Linked DNA regions of Homo sapiens: region 1 is linked to region 2. A link is a loop called in an ENCODE intact Hi-C map of the cell type or tissue named here. Cell type or tissue: right lobe of liver. All regions are shown on one strand. Links, peaks and the distances in the headings refer to the core of each region. The heading gives the core; the rest is flanking DNA.

Evidence for each region. Hi-C counts contacts between places; a loop is a spot of excess contacts. Peaks named below come from ENCODE experiments on the same cell type or tissue, not always from the same donor. Only the 100,000 strongest peaks of a DNase experiment are listed, where the experiment ranks them.
Region 1: a loop joins it to region 2, with 11 times the contacts of the local background. A loop is called at or near these places in 2 of 110 quality-filtered maps.

Annotation. Positions count from the first base shown.
Region 1 is chr12:110,038,458-110,046,783 of GRCh38, reverse strand. It overlaps ANKRD13A (ankyrin repeat domain 13A), which reads right to left. Exons shown (of 15, transcript NM_033121.2): 15 at 7,021-8,326. It overlaps C12orf76 (chromosome 12 open reading frame 76), which reads left to right. Exons shown (of 2, transcript NM_001389625.1): 2 at 4,325-5,607. The coding sequence ends at 4,410. Among named protein-coding and RNA genes, the nearest start is that of C12orf76, 5.9 kb to the left of the region's middle. RefSeq lists an enhancer at 3,772-4,285. In right lobe of liver, for the core only: a CTCF peak has its summit at 3,450 (motif pointing left); DNase peaks (open chromatin) are centred at 3,534, 4,273 and 7,553; H3K27ac peaks cover 5,714 bases.
Region 2 is chr12:110,245,567-110,253,892 of GRCh38, reverse strand. No RefSeq gene overlaps it. Among named protein-coding and RNA genes, the nearest start is that of ATP2A2, 32 kb to the left of the region's middle. In right lobe of liver, for the core only: a CTCF peak has its summit at 8,201 (motif pointing right); DNase peaks (open chromatin) are centred at 502, 3,862, 6,122, 8,212 and 1 weaker place; H3K4me3 peaks cover 900 bases; H3K27ac peaks cover 6,635 bases.

The DNA.
Region 1 (8,326 bases), core at 299-8,298, 210 kb after region 2:
CCAAATCCCCATTGGATACCCACTGCTGTGGAACAGTACTACTCAAAGGGTAGTCTGCAGACCAGTGTGAGTCTGCAAACTATGTTATCTGCAAAGAGATGACTACAGAAATTGAGAGTGTTTAGAAACTTAACAGTTTGACATTGTTGCAACATCCAAGCACTTAGAGACCAGTTCTAGGTGTCTCTGAACTGGAATGCTTTGCAGATGAAGGGAACTGGTTATTAGTCATGCACAGTAGGGCTATGTAGTGGTCTGGGACAGACTAGAAATTATAAAAACTACTCCTTTGCCATAGATAGTTTGAGAAATGCTGTCCTAGACAGTTCCGTACAGTTGGTATTTATTTATTTTTTTGAGATGGAGTTTTGCTCTTGTTGCCAAGGCTGGAGTGCAGTGGTGCGGTCTCAGCTCACTGCAGCCTCCGCCTCCTGGGTTCGAGCAATTATCCTGCCTCAGCCTCTTGAGTAGCTGGGACCACAGGCGTGTGCCACCACGCCCAGGTAATTTTTGTATTTTTAGTAGAGATGGGGTTTCACCATGTTGGCCAGGATGGTCTCGATCTCTTGACCTCATGAACTGCCCACTGTGGCCTCCCAAAGTGCTGGGATTACAGGTGTGAGCCACCACGCCCGCCCTAAAACATTCTTTTAAGGTTCTGCCTGGGCCTGCAATTCAGGCAACTGTCACTGCATGCAAAGTGTAGGGAGAAGTGAAAAGATGACGACTGGGAGAATTGATCAGGCCCCAAATGCATGGCCATTGTGTACCTAACAACTCATGGTTTTAAGCTCCTTTTTAAACTTTATTTTTATTATTATTTTTTATATGGAGTCTCACTCTGTTGCCCAATCTGGAGTGCAATGGCATGATCTTGGTTCACTGCAACCTCCACCGCCCAGGTTCAAGTGATTCTCTTGCCTAAGCCTCCCAAGTAGCTGGGATTACAGGCACCCACCACCGTGCCCGGCTAATGTTTGTAATTTTAGTACAGAGGGGGTTTCTCCATGTTGGCCAGGCTTGTCTCGAAGTCTTGATCTCAAGTGATCTGCCCATCTCGGCCTCCCAAAGTGCTGGCATTACAGGTGTGAGCCGCTGCGCCTGGCCTTTTTTATTTTTTAAAGGTAGATTTCCATTCCCCAATTCCAATCTTCTGCATTCCTGCTTTGGGAGTTTTAAGTTTTTTATTTTTTATTTTTTTGAGATGGAGTCTCGCTCTGTTGCCAGGCCAGTGCAGTGGCGCGATCTTGGCTCACTGCAACCCCCGACTCCCTGGTTCAGGTGATTCTCCTGCCTCAGCCTCCCGAGTAGCTGGGATTACAGGTGCCCGCCACCATGCCCAGCTAATTTTTGTATATTTAGTAGAGACGGGGTTTCACCACGTTAGCCAGAGTGGTCTCGATCTCCTGATCTTGTGATCCGCCCGCCTTGGCCTCTCACTGGGATTACAGGCTTGAGCCGCTGCGCACAGCCGAGAGTTTTAAATTTTTTTTGGAGTTCTTCCAAAATGCGAGATGCAAGAAAATGTTCTTAAATGGAATAAGACAACTTTAAGTCCAATTGTAGTCCAAACCATAGAAACTCAGAATTCAGGACTTTTGAAAATTAGGGCAGGTATTCAGTTAACAAGGGCTATTTTAAGACATGACATTTAGTTCACGTAGGTTGGAGATTTTGTTTGACAAAGATCTTAAAATTACTTCTGGCCTTTGGAGTTATGACATGCTGTCTTTGTCACCTTCTCCTTCCTTCTTCCCCCTCACTCACCAAAAAAAGATGAATTTTCTTTTCTTTTCTTTTTTTTTATTTTGAGACGGAGTTTCGCTCTTGTTGCCCAGGCTGGAGTGCAGTGGCGTGATCTTGGCTCACCGCAACCTCCGCCTCCCGGGTTCAAGAAATTCTCCTGCCTCAGCCTCCCAAGTAGCTGGGATTACAGGCATGCACCATCACGCCCAGCTAATTTTGTATTTTCAATAGAGACAGGGTTTCTCCATGTTGGTCAGGCTGGTCTCGAACTCCCGACTTCAGGTGATCTGCTTGCCTTGGCCTCCCAAAGTGCTGGGATTACAGGCGTGAGCCACTGCACCTGGCCTGATTTTTCTGTATAGTCGGTTTTAAAATAATAACCGGTTTAAGCGTGGAGGGTGTGTGTGGGGTGGGGGGGTCACAGATACTACAAAGTTACTGATTTAAATAAAACTATGGTCAAATCTTGGTTTTTCTTTTGTTTTGTTTTCTTTTTTTTGACAGAGTCCCTGTCGCCCAGGCTGGAGTGCAATGGTGCGATCTCGGCTCGCTGCAACCTCCGCGTCTGGGGTTCAAGCGATTCTCCTGCCTCAGCCCCCTGAGTAGCTGGGATTACAGGTGCCCGCCACCATGTCCGGCTAATTTTTGTATTTTTAGTAGAGATGGGGTTTCACCATGTTGGCCAGGCTGGTCTCAAACTCCTGACCTCGTGATCTGCCTGCCTTGGCCTCCCAAAGTGCTGGGATTATAGGCATGAGCCCCCTTGCCTGGCTAAATCTTGGTTTTTCAAAGGAACAGTAATGAGACTGAAGAACAACCATGGTTAGGCCCTAGCTGGAACCTGGGATGGGCCCACATCCCTACAGACACACATCAGTGTACATTTGCTTGTTTTGAATGCTTCCCAAGATCGCTGAGATAGTTACAGAAACAAGATTGCGTATCACTGCTGCTGTTGAAGAAACCTCTGACAGGTTGCTGGTTACGCTAGTTTTTTTTTTTCTTTATTTTTTTTTTTTTGTTATGTAGTAGTTTAAAGCCCAGGTCCTTATCCTGTATCACCAGGGCTCAACTTGAGTAATCAGTTGTAGTTCCCATTTCTCACCTGAGCACCTTGAAAATTTCAGATGTGAAATTTAGTCTTAAAAACGTAACATTTTTTTTTTTGTTTTTGTTTTTTTTTGAGACAGAGTCTCCCTCTATTGCCCAGGCTGGAGTGCAGTGGTATAAGCTTGGCTCACTGCAACCTCTGCCTCCTGGGTTCAAGCAATTCTCCTGCCTCAGCCTCCTGAGTAGTTGGGACTACAGGCACACACCACCACACCTGGCTAATTTTTTTTGTATTTTTAGTAGAGACATGGTTTCACTATATTGGCCAGGCTGGTCTCGAACTCCTGACCTCGTGATCCGCCTGCCTCGGCCTCCCAAAGTGCTGGGATTACAGGCATGAGCCACCGCACCCAGCCAAACATAGCAGATTTGTGAGTTAGTTGCTTCTTTGCTCAAAAGGCCCTGTCAAGACTCATCTTGAGACTGAAATACTTTATTGAATCTCCAGGTTTTTATTAATGGCTTTAAAGGCATAGTTGGGCATCCTGCTCTCTTGCTCCCCTATAGTCAAACAATTCTCCACACAAAAGCCAGAGGAATCTTTTTTTTTTTTTCCGACTAAATCAGATGATGTCATTCCTTTGCCTACAGCCCCCTAGTGGCTTCTCTTTAAACTTAAAATCCGTGTTTTCTTCATGGTCTCCAAGGCCTTGCACAGACCAGCCCCAGCCTTCCTTTCTGGCCTGATTTCCTGCCTCTCTTCCTGCACTCCTTGCCTGGTTGCCTCCCTTCTGTTCACTGAGTGTATTGGGCTTATACTGGCCTCAAGGCCCTTCCTTAGCTGATCTGTGGGCCTGCAGCATGCTCCCTGCAGAGCCTCACTCGTAAGGTCTCAGTTTTTTGTTGTTGTTTTTTTTTTTGAGGTGGAGTTTCATTCTGTCGCTTAGTGGCGCAATCTCGGCTCACTGTAACCTCCGCCTCTCGGGTTCAAGCGATTCTCCTGCCTCAGCCTCCTGAGTAGCTGAGTAGCTCAGGAGTAGCCTCCTGAGTAGCTGGCGGATGCCACCACACCTGGCCAATTTTTGTATTTTTAGTAGAGACGGGGTTTCACCATGTTGGCCAGGCTAGTCTCGAACTCCTGACCTCAAGTGATCCACCCACCTAGGCCTCCCAAAGTGCTGAGATTACAGACACGAGCCACCACACTCGGCCTGTCTTAGTTTGTGAGTCTCCTCCTCGGATGCTTCCTGACTGTCCCCCCTTCTTGCTGCCCACCCTGTCTCCATCCCTAGCATGTTACTGTTTTTTTTTTTCACGGTATATCAAGCTATGTGAAATGCTCTCATCTGTTTGTTTCTCCCCCAACTATATTTAGAGACAACTGGAGAGAGGATCTGTTTACAGCTGTTTGCACAGCACTTGACATAGTGCCTGGCAGCAAGTGGCATTTGATAAATCATTGGCAGTGAGTGGATGAATTGCCTAACCTGGAGCTGCCATTAGGAAGTAACCTGTTTTCCCTTTGCAGTGTTGATGGGAACCATTTTCAGCATCCTGCTGGTGACTGTCATCCTTATGGCATTTTGTGTCTACAAGCCCATTCGGCGTCGGTGACAGCCAGACAAGTTCTTCAATGAGTATTTGGGAATAGGATAAGTTGTGTTGCACACAGGCCAGTGGAGAAGTTGGAACCAAAACTTTCCTACTTGGAAATGACCTTTGGTCTGGACAGTTGGTAAATGCTAAATGAATTAGAAGAAAACATGTACTAGACATTATTTTTTCCTAACACTGTAGCGCAAATAATTGGCCCCTGAGTCCGCTTCTCAGTGTTTCTGACTGTACTTGTTAAAAGTAAGACCTGAAAGCTCCAAAGGTCAGTGTAAAGATGGAGTGTTCATGAGAAAGAAAACATGGTAACCTTGTGAGTGCCTGTAAGAACCACACTGTAAAGAACTCATCATTAATGCTTGAAAATGTTATTAAGAAGGAGACTTACCATGCAGACATTCCCTATTTAAGAACCATTTGGTTACAGTGGGTTAAGAATCACAGATTTTTTTTTTTAATCTCACCTGAGTTAGCCTAGAATGCGCTGGTTGCAAAGTGGTGTCAGCTGTGGGGATCTTGGGCCCTCGTTCCTCACCTGCATCCTGCCCTGCACTCAGGTGCTCCCCCTGAAGTCAGGGTCACATCAGGTAGACCTGTTACTATATGCACCTTTGGCCTGGAATGCTCTGAAGTTGGACTGGAAATGTTACTAGGTTGGCCTGTTACAAAAAGGACCCCATCCTGCTTAAACACATTGATCTCCCTTGCCCTGCATTTGAGTCTTTCTAGCCCACGGTCTGAAACTTGAGGCAGCTTTCCAGATTTGGAATGTAAAAGGCTCAGTGGGCACTCTGTTCATCCCTGGGTGGGGAGGGCCCAGCCAACAGAAGTGCATGTCCACTGTGCGGGCCAGTGTGTGTTTACACAAATTTCATCTCAGCTTTGAAAATGCTGCTATTAGTTTCCACTGTTGGTGAACTGGATTTTTTCCTCCTATTGAAATGATACTTTCATACTTATAAAGCTGTCGTCAATATTTATTTCAAGGTGCTAGATTTAATTTTGTTATTAAATTGAAATGCTTATCTTGTGTTCAAGCACAGCACTGATTTTAACAACCTGCATTTAATGTGAAGTAACCGAAGTAGGATACTGTAACTGTGTAAGGATTTTGTTTGTAATCTTGTAACATTGAACCATTGAAATGTTCAGTTCTTTGCTTTTGAGCAAAACGTCAATTAAAACTAAAGTAAAATCCTATATATTGTTTTACTCCACCAGTTATTTCCCAAGTGTTTGAAATGCAGGTGTGTGTCTGAATTTGATCTAATCACTTAAAGAAGCTCTGTGAAGTGAAATTTCTTTTTTTGAGACGGAGTTTGGTTCCTGTTGCCCAGGCTAGAGTGCAATGGTGCATTGTTGGCTCACTGCAACCTCCACCTCCCGGGTTCAAGCGATTCTCCTGCCTCAGCCTCCAGAGTAGCCAGGATTACAGGCATGAGCCACCATGCCTGGCTAATTTTTTTGTATTTTTAGTAGAGATGGGGTTTCACCATGTTGGCCAGGCTGGTCTCAAACTCCTGACCTCAGGTGATCCACCTGCCTTGGCCTCCCAAAGTGCTGGGATTACAGGCGTGAGCCACTGCGCCTGGCCTAAAGTTGAGATAAAAGTCTCCTAGTGCTGCCTATGATTTAGTGACTGTGGAGTCATATCAGCATGTTGTATTTTTTTCCACCTGGACCTCAGGCTTAAACCTACACATATTTCTAAACAGAGGCCTAGGTGGTACTTTGAACTTCATCACTCACTGTACCACTGAATCACTTGAAATCTCCACATCCAGTTCATCTTCCTTGATGTCATTTGTGGTCAGCAGGAGACTGCGACCAAGCTGGCAGTTATGGCAGTTTCCCTTTCCTGTCATTATTTAGAGCAGACTTTCAATCCCTTGACATGCCACGTTTATGTAGTGTGACAAGCTTGTTTATAGAGCAGAGTGCCTTAGGAACTTAGTTCCTAGCAGTGTCTAACGTGCAGAAGTTGCTCAATTAAAGTTTCTGGCCGAGTGCGGTGGCTCATGCCTGTAGTCTCAGCACTTTGGGAGGCCGAGGCGGGTGGATCACCTGAGGTCAGGAGTTCGAGACCAGCCTGGCCAACATGGTGAAACCCCGTCTCTACTAAAAATACAAAAATAAGCCAGGCATGGTGGCACACGCCTGTAATCCCAGCTACTCGGGAGGCTGAGGCAGGAGAATCGTTTGAACCCGGGAGGCAGAGGTTGCAGTGAGCCAAGATCGCGCCATTGCACTCCAGCCTGGGCAACAAGAGCAAAACTCCGTCTCAGGAAAACAAACAAACAAAAAAAAAAAACCACTTCCTGCTGATATTGGGCCACTCAAGCTTAGCTTTTCAGTTTTTAAATAATCCATAGTCATTGCACCTCTTGACCTGAAAGAGTAATGGTTTTCTTCATAGTGTCCTTGTGGCTTCAAAGTATTGATATCTACTTTCCCCTAAAAGCAAAGCAGCTCCTTTACATCTTCCCAGAAATACAGCCTCATTTCTGGAACCCATACATTTCTACTGGCCACTGCCTTTGTTGTTTTTAATACCCGCTTATTTAGATATAGGAAGAGTTTGGAAGCCTTATCATCTGGACTTCTAGGAACAGCCTCACAAAGCAGTTGGCTTCAAGGGATAGCATTGATGCAGAGCTTTGATGTTGGCTGGGCTTCCCTTACCCCACAAGAGCCAGTTCCCCTCCAGGAGGACCACAGAGGTGTCAGAACAGCCCAACACTGGCTTGCTTTTAGTTGCCATTTGAAACAAGCAGCATGGGGCTTGTTAACCTGGGCAGGAAGGCTGGGAGGAGCATGCCACCTTTGCAGTGATGAACTGAGCGAAGTGAGGCATTCTAATGTTCTACTGACATACGTAACAGGAAGTGTGGGTACATCCAGTGACTAGAAAAAACTGAAAAGGAAAAAGACTCAAAGACTGGAATTTTGTATGAGCACCCTCTAAGGAAGCAGTCTTTATTTGCATTTTTAGAGTGAACACATATATGAAAAACACTGCAACAGGTTGACACAATGCTCAGTCCCTTTTTAAGTGAATTCCTGGGGAGAAAGTCAAGGACCTTAGGGAGCAGAGCAGTGGAATGCAAACACAGAAATTACCTATGAGTCACTTTTGTGAGCCAATGACACGGCCTCACTGCAGCCATTCCAAGAAGTATCTTTGCTCACGGTAAATGCAAAGTAAACAAAATACCACACTGCATATTTGAAACAAACAAATGTGACGTTGCCTATACTGGCCTCATGTGCAGAAGGAATTTTGGTCAGACAATGACAAAAAAAAAAAACAAAACAGATTGTGAAATGGAATTAAAAGCACAATTCTTTGTATCTGGGAACGTTTCACTGGCAACACTAACTGTATGATACAGACGTTACCTGGAACAGTAGTTATGTTTCTCTTCCTATCCCCAAAGAAGCACAATAGAAGAAATAGACGCAAAATGGAGGAGGGTGTTGTTTACCAGGTTATTTCAGTGCAGCCTGTGGGAATGAATACACGGGCCACAGTGAGCAGTGCCCTTGGCTGTATTCCCCAGGGTTCTGTATGTTGTGCGATGGTTATATACAAGAGGGTTTGACAAAAGAGAGTTAACTACTAAAGGTATCCAAAAAAGGCCTGAGAAAATCTGGTTAAAATGTATAACCTTGTATTGCTACTGATGGGAGTTGTTTTTATATCTTTTACAAATAATAAAAAGATTGTTAAAAAATAGATTTATCCAGAAAGATGTTGATTTGAACTCTAAAAAGCAACGTGGAATCATTATTTTCCCTTTTGAATGAAGAGCCATGGAGCTCCGTGGTTTTCAGCTCCCTTTCTGGTTGCAAATCAATCCTTCCTCTGGAGTGAGTCTAGGGCATGCGGGCTCTTCCTAGGTGTCTACGTGGAAATCCT
Region 2 (8,326 bases), core at 301-8,300:
CAGGCTGGTCTTGAACTCCTGACCTCAGGTGATCCGCCCGCCTTGGCCTCCCAAAGTGCTGGGATTACAAAGATGAGCTACTGTGCCCAGCCCTTGTAATTCATGCGATTTTAAAATAACATTTCAGAAGAATTTTTGATGAACTGGAACACAAAAATAATAAATAGAAAAGCAAGATACAAACAATATGTGTGCATATAACCCCATCTTCCAACCTACACACATATGCATAAAGATATGTGTGCATTTCAAAAACAAAGAGATTGTTTTGCCCCAAATACTACCAGTAGTTAAACTGTAGATTATGAATGATTCTTCTCCTTTATTCTTTAATGTATTTTCAAAGATTTCTAAAATAAGCACTCTTCTGGTTTTTCAAAAGTGAAACTTTAAAAAAGATCTAGAATCTGCTGTCGGGAGAACACACAGAGGGAAACTGTGACCTCCAGACGTCAGCAGCCCGGCTGCTGGTGTCATGCTCCACAGAAAGCCGAGTCACCCCTTTGGGGCCAGGGTGTCCTGTGAAATATATAGACCAGGGTCAGGCCAGCTCACGAGGCCCAGTGGCCTCGGCAGACCTTTCCGGGGAGTGGGCACTCTGCCACCCCGGCCCATATCTTAATGAGATAATGTATGTGAAAGCACTTTGCCAAAGAGAAAACTCTATCCAGATAGGTGATTGCACGGCTTATTCTGGAGAAAGTAGGCTCTCAGAGCACATTCTATTAAGGAATTTCACACTCTATCTCCTCCTCCAAACTCTTCTCTTTTTCTCCCTCCCCTGAACAGAAATATATTTAGCAACCCTATCTAAATCCTCTTCTTTCCCTTAATTTGATTAAGGAGGAAGGGGAACAAGGGATGGAATGGGGGGTGAGGGGAGCGGGGTGGCTGAGCTGCCGGGAAAGATTAGAGGAGCTGCATGTGTATCTCCGGCCGAGCGATGGCTGAGTGTGGACAGGACGAGGGCCTCCTGGTACTTAGTGCAGAGGCACAGAGGACAGAGGGAGGGGACACAGTCAATCACGGAACACGCTTCTCTGGGAGAATGAGGACCAAATCAGGGAGGGTCCAGCTTCTGGGACTAACTTGGGGAATGGGAGCCATTTCCTATGGGAGGCACTGGATACTGAGTCTCCTCTGCTTTCCTGGCGCCTTGGGTCCTCAGAGCCTCAACAAGTGCCAGGAGGGCTGAGCGCGGTGGCTCACGCCTGTAATCCCAGCACTTTGGGAGGCCGAGGCAGGCAGATCACGAGGTCAGAAGATTGAGACCATCCTGGCTAACATGGTGAAACTCCGTCTCCACTAAAAATACAAAAAATTAGCCGGGCGTGGTGGCCGACGCCTGTAGTCCCAGCTACTCGGGAGGCTGAGGCAGGAGAATGGCGTGAACCCGGGAGGTGGAGCTTGCAGTGAGCCCAGATCCCACCACTGCACTCCAGCCTGGGTGACAGAGCAAGACTCTGTCTCAAAAAAAAAAAAAAAAAAAAAAAAAATCCCAGGAGGCTGCATGTGCTGAGCTCTTGCTATGTGTTTGGTACTTTCACATATTCACATAGATCAGTGAATGTATTCTTTCTTTTCTTTTTTCTTTTTTTTTTTTTGAGACAGGGTCTCACTCTGTTGCCCAGGCTGTAGTGTCACAATCACCGCTCAGCCTCCCAAGTAGCTGGGACCATAGGTACACACCATCACACTCAACTAATTTTTTTTTTTTTTTTAGTAGGGATGAGGTCTTGCTATGTTGCCCAGACTGGTTTTGAACTCCTGGACTCAAGCCCACCTTGGCTGCCCAAAGTGCTGAAATTACAGGTGTAGGCCACCACACTCGGCCGGAATTTATTCTTTTTTTTTTTTTTTTTTTGAGACAGAGTCTTGCTCTGTTGCTGAGGCTGGAGTGCAGAGGCACAATCTCGGCTCACTGCAACCCTCTGCCTCCTGGGTTCAAGCGATCCTCCTGCCTCAGCCTCCCGAGTAGCTGGGACTACAGGCACTCACTACCATGCCCAGCTAATTTTTGTACTTTTTTAGAGATGGGGTTTCACCATGTTGCCTAGGCTGCTCTCAAACTCCTGGGCTCAAGCGATCCCCCGCCTCAGCTCCTCAAAGTACTGGGACTACAGGTATGAGCCAATGCGCTCGGCCTGAATTTCTTCTTTTTTGTTTGTTTGTTTTGTTTTGTTTTGAGACAGGGTCTCGCTCTGTCACCCAGGCACTTTGGCTGGCCTGAGTTTATTCTTATGAAGTAATTTGTCTTTACCCACGAAGCTGATGCTGAGAGATTGTTTTGCCCAAAAGAATACAGTTGTTAATGTGTGGGGAAAACAGGATTGCAGTCCAGTTCTGCCTGATTCCACTGCTCTCCCTGGCAAATATTATCCTCCAGAGAAAATAACAGCAGCCAACGCTGACTTAGCCCTACTCGCCAGGCACTGCTATGTGCCTTAAAATATGGTATCTCATTAAATCCTCACAGCACCCCTATGAGGTAGATACTATTATTTTTACGTTTTTCAGATGGAGTCTCGCTCTGTTGCCCAGACTGGAGTGTAATGGCGCGATCTCGGCTCACTGCAACCTCTGCCTCCCGGGTTCAAGTGATTCTCCTGCCTCAGCCTCCAGAGTAGCTGGGATTAAAGGTGCGGGCCACCATGCCCAGCTAATTTTTGTATTTTTAGTAGAGACAGGGTTTCACCATGTTGGTCAGCCTGGTCTCGAACTCCTGACCTCGTGATCCAACCACCTCGGCCTCCCAAAGTGCTGGGATTACAGGCATAAGCCACCGCCCCCAGGCGAGGTAGATACTATTAATAACCCCATTTTACAGATGAGGAGCCTGAGGCATACAGTAAGCCATTTACATTACAGAGCTGGGAAATGGCAAGAGTAGGGACTTGGAGAGCCTGTGAGAGTGGAGAAATGTTGGGTATGAGGCATGCAAAATGAGCAGGCCCCTCTGTTTTATGTGTGTCTCTTCTGATGGTCTGGTTGCTCCGCAAGGACAGGGACCTTGTCTTGTTTATCCTGTATTGCCAACCCGAGCACAATGCCTGGAACAGAAGGAATGTTTGCTGCAAGAACTAGTGGTACCTGATAAACTTGGCTAAGCAATTGTCTCCACTGGGGGCCAACTTGGTGAGGATTAAGTGAGATTTATTTGTCTAGGGATTTCCAAGTCTAAAATGTCATGCTACTGGGCTTTGGAAAAGGCTCCATTGGCACTGGGGATCCCTGCAGGAGGCTTCAAAGGTGACCAGGACCTTGACAATGGGCAGGCCCAGGGAGATGCAGGGAGACGGCTCCAGCTCCCCTTGTGGGGTTGGATTCAGACCAAGGTGACAATGGGCGGGGGGGATCTGGCACACACTCCCCACTGTCCCCTTCCACAGGGACATCTCCAAACTCCAGGGGATAAAACAGTATAGGAGATGGAGGGAGTGAGCAGGTGGGTAGGAAGTGTGCCGCCCAGGCAGCTCATAGAGACAGGAGAGAGGGAAGGTGGGAGATTGGTGTTTGAATTAACAGGAACTCTAAGACTTTTCTAGAAGTAGATTTGAAAGAATAAAGGGCAGGAATTTGTTTTCTTTTAGAAAAGAGGACTCCTCCAGGAAGGGTCGTCCAGCTTCAGCAAAAGTCTCTCATTGACTAATAAGCCCCTCACTGCCTTGTAGTCTCCTATGCCTCAGGGTAAGGATTCAAGCTTCTCTCCCTTTTATACCCGGTGAGGAAGGCTACCAAGGGGCAGAGAACAGAAACAGCCACCAAGTTCCTGGGCCAAGTCCAGGGCTTCCTGGACTGTATTCAGAGAGCTGTGGCTTTTCTCTACCACTTGCAACAGCTCTTGGTGTCTTTATGTGAGCTGCTTATTAACCAGAGGATATCAGGACACTGGGAGGGCAGAGCTTGTGCTGGTTGCCAGTGAGAGTAATTCAGAAACACAGAGTGGGGCAGAGCTGATGTGTGCAGCCGATGTGACGGACAGAGGTGCCTGGCGGGGTGGAACAGGCTCTGGGCACCGTGCAGGAGCAGCATACTGGAGGGGCCTGTGGCCTATGGGGATGGCCAGGAAAGGCAGGGTCCCCTACCAACACTGCAGGCCACCCCCAGGACGAAGGCATGGCGAAGGGCACTGATGGCAACTGGAGGCCACCTGTTGGAATGGGACATGGCACTGGACCGACACTCCCTTCTCACAGTCACACATGGAGGGAGCCGTTTCCACCTTATGGAAACTCCTCTATCATCCTCCTTTTCCAAAGAGACTGCTTTTCCAGAAAAGGCCCTGAGTAAAAGATTCAAATCCCAGACATCCTCTTCCCTCTCTTCCATAAGCTGCTGATGATAGTCCCCGTCTACAGAGTCAGTGTTGATGGGCTTCACCTGCCAGCTGACCCCTCAGGGTCAAACCAAGGAAGCAGAACACCCATGGGCCCTGAGATGGTTCCTGACACCAGGCCACAGAGCAGCTTCCTGCTGTGTCTAAAGAAACACGGATTAGCCATGCTTTGGCCGGGCTGCAGTGCTATGTGTCTTAGGTTTCAAGCTGGTACCAGCTGCACTGAGGGGAAATGGTTGGGGAAGTTCTCCCGTTTGGCTTCTTTCCACATGGAGGACGGCAAAAGGAAGAGGGAGCTTAGAGCTGCCATGCTGGTACTGATGCCTTAAAAATGATGATATAAACACAGCCACAGGAGTCAGCCTGTGAGTCCCTGATGGGGACCAGAGGAGAAATGTCCTGACTTACCCTTCAGCCCACACTCTGCAAACAGAAGTGACCCAGCCCTCATCTATCACCTCAAAAGCTAAACAACTTCCTCAGACAGCCCCATGGAATATAAATCAGGAGGGCCCTAGCTTCTAAGAAACCAGTACACAACTACAGCCCTCAGAAATACTCATCCTCATCTTCTTTCTTCCTCTCCTTTCAGAATAGGGTGCTAGCAAGTCTTATCTGCAGATGAGGCCAGGCAAGGTGGCTCATGTTTGTAGTCCCAGCACTTTGGGAGGCTGAGGTGGGTGGATCACTTGAGGCCAGGAGTTTGAGACCAGCCTGGTCAACATGGTGAAACCCTGTCTCCACTAAAACTACAAAAATTAGCCAGGCATGGTGGTGCACGCCTGTAATCGCAGCTACTCAGGAGGCTGAGCAAGGAGAATCGCTTGAACCTGGGAGGTGGAGTTTGTAGCGAGCTGAGATTGTGCCACTGCCCTCCAGCCTGGGCAACAGAGTGAGATTCCATCTCAAATGAATAAACAAACAAACAAACAAAATAACTGCAGATGAAGTAGGAGGTCACCTTAAGCATGTTACTCAAATTCTCTGAGCATGGGTCCTCATCTGTATCTATCTCATGGGTTTGAGGTGGGAGGTAAATGAGATCATTCATTCAGTTCTTAGTATAGTACTACCTTGATAAATATCATCATTTCAGCAGCTGAAGGCCATTCTCAGGTATAAAGAAGGAAAAACAACACTTCTATACTAATCCCAAACAAGAAGGCTATATGGGCCAGGGCTTCAGTGATTCATGATGTCCAAGCCTTCTTGCTCCTGCTCTCTCTCACGCCAAGTCTGTGCCAGACCTGGTTGCACTTGGCAACCTCAGCGCCTCCAACTTGTTTGAATTCTCACAGAGAATCCCAATGGGTACTCCGACCTGCTGGCGCAGAGACAAATTCAAACACACTGGGGTGGCAGTGAAATGTAGTATAAGAAATAGTCACAAGGAATGTTCAAGCTCTCAGAATGCCTGCAGAGCTGGGGTTTACACAGAGGGCCCCACTTTTCCAGACAGGCAGGGTAGCGAGCTTACAAATTATTTCCTTTCATGCATACTTTCACGATAGCATCATAACACATGCAATAAACACGTTTGGCTCCCTACTGAACAGGTACAGACACGACAGCTTTTCTGTTTTAAAGCTCCTGAATGCCAAAGCCTTCTCCGCTGCTCTGATGCCCCAAACTTCCCTGCCTGGGAATTGGATCTGGGGTAATGAGTGACCCAGCAGGCAGAGATGACAGATTCCTGCCTAATGTAGCAATGCTGGGACAACCTGGAGTATCTGGTGTGGCGGGCAGGCACAGGCAGGATGGGAGAGGCAGCCGTGAGTACACCAACCTTTGTCCCTGTTTGCTCTGGGAGAGGGCAGGCCCTGCCAATGCTGCTCTCCTCTCCTGGTGCCTCTGCCTGGGGCTCTTGGCTAGTCAAACCTCCCCGGGGACCTGAGACGACCTGACCCTGGTGGGTGGCAAGCCGAGACCTCTTCAGGCAGTCAAAGGGTGCTCTGGCACCTCTGACATGACACAGCAGGTGTGGGGCTTGGAGGCCTGCGTGCTCCTGCCCCCTGAGGAAGCCTCTTTCCTTCTGGCTCCTTCCCAGCTGAAAGCTTATCATTAACTAGCCGCCCAGAAAATGATGACCTACTCCAGGGCACTCCTTGGTTCAATCCACTACAGGGTCCGAGGGAAACACAGAATGACAGTGCAGAGCCTGAGCTGGGCAGTGTTGCGTGCCTTCCTCTTGCCAGCCTTTGTCCTCTGGGGCAGGGGAACACTCCTTTTTTAGCCTTGCTTACTGCCATATAAGTGGGTGTCTTGAGGAACCTGTGTGTTCTTTCTTCTGGCAAGGCTGCCCAGTTCTCTGGTTCCCCAGGTTAGGTACAAACAGGGTGACAGAGATACACGTCTGGTGGGGAGGTGGGGACACTCTGGCTCTTGCGTGAGAAATCCTCCTGCTTGCTCTCTCTCTCTCTCTCTTTTTTTCCTGGATGACACTGCTGGGGCTTGAAGCAGGTTGATCCTGAAAAGCAACTTTTCTTGAGAAAAGTCTGAGGGTTTTCTCTTTTCCTAGGAAGCTAGGCCCTGGCCCCCTGGCCCCTTCACCTTATGGAGGGCACTCCCTCTGCCAGGGCCCTCCCAGCTGGCAGAAGCGCTTACAAAGGTCAGAGAAAAGCATCCTTCCCTTTCACAAATAAACAAACCCAATCCATGTGCTGGAGGACTTAGAGTATATTAATAGCCAGATATTTTGTTTTCCTATTCTGGTGCTTATCCCCTTCCACTAGGATGAAAGATAAGAGAACACAAAATGTTCTCCATCAGCTACCCTTCTCCCCTCCCCCAGGGAGAGGCAAGCCAGGGGAGTGCGCTCTTCTGTTTAAAGCCATTCCTGATGGAGGAACCCTGAGAAAATAGACTTAAAAGTTTATATTCAGTCTCTCTTGGCTACTGTTGCTGCTCAGCAAAGAAACTCTATATTGTTTAAACCCTCCAGGCGAACGGGTTGCAAGGCAACCTTCAAACAATAGAAAATACCCCAAACTAAAAATAAAGGCATTAAGAGATGGAAAGCATGGTGGTGCTTTGGTGAAGTGATTCCAGAATTGGGGCAAGGGAGAAGGTCGTTGATCAGGCTGCTTGTGTGTGACATCAGCCCGTTTGCCTGCTCTCATCCTTATCAATTGAGTTTCTTATAATCCAGACATATGGGGTCCCGCTTCTTTTTATTTCTGGACTCTCAGTCCTCTCACTGGTCATCAACTGCTTTGGGCGGGAGGGTGTCAAAGGCCTGTAAGGTTGGGTGCCTCCTGTCCTCAGGAAACTTCCTAATCAATGCACTTATCCCACTGGCTCCCAGCTGACAAGGAACAGCACTTCCATTCCTGAGAAATCCTTAGAAACCCAAGGACAGACAGGGCTGGGGCCCAACTTAATCATAAGGTTCTTACAGGAAGAAGGCAGGAGGGTCAGAGTTGGGGAGGACACGTGAGGACAGAAACAGGCTGGAGCGACGGGCTTTGAAGACGAGGAAGAGGCCACAAGCCAAGGAATATGGGCAGCCCCTAGAAGCTGGGAAAGAAAAGGAAATGGCTTCTCCTCTAGAGCCTCCAGAAGGAACACGGCCAAGCCAGCACCTTGATTTTAGCCTTGTGAGACCCACTTTGCACTTCTGGCCTCCAGAAATGGAAGATCATGCATTCATGTTGTTTTAAGCTACTGGATTTGTGGTGATTTGTTACAACAGGAGATTAATACAATCATGAAAAGGAGAACCCGAGGAACTTTCATAAGGACAAGGAGTTGACAGTGAGTTCCTGGGCACTGCAGGCAGGTGACTGGGAAGCCTGGTGCTGCCCTGGCCCTGCCCTCAGTGACTGCTGCTCTCTGGCTGTGTGCTCTTTGCCACAGATGGAGGCCAGCAGGGGGCACTGAGCCAGCAGGGCTGCCTTTAAACAATCAAACACACATCAATACAAAGGCTGGGGCTTTGCCCACGGAGAGGGCAGGCTGATGGGTGTATTATCCAATAAGCAGACCTGAGCA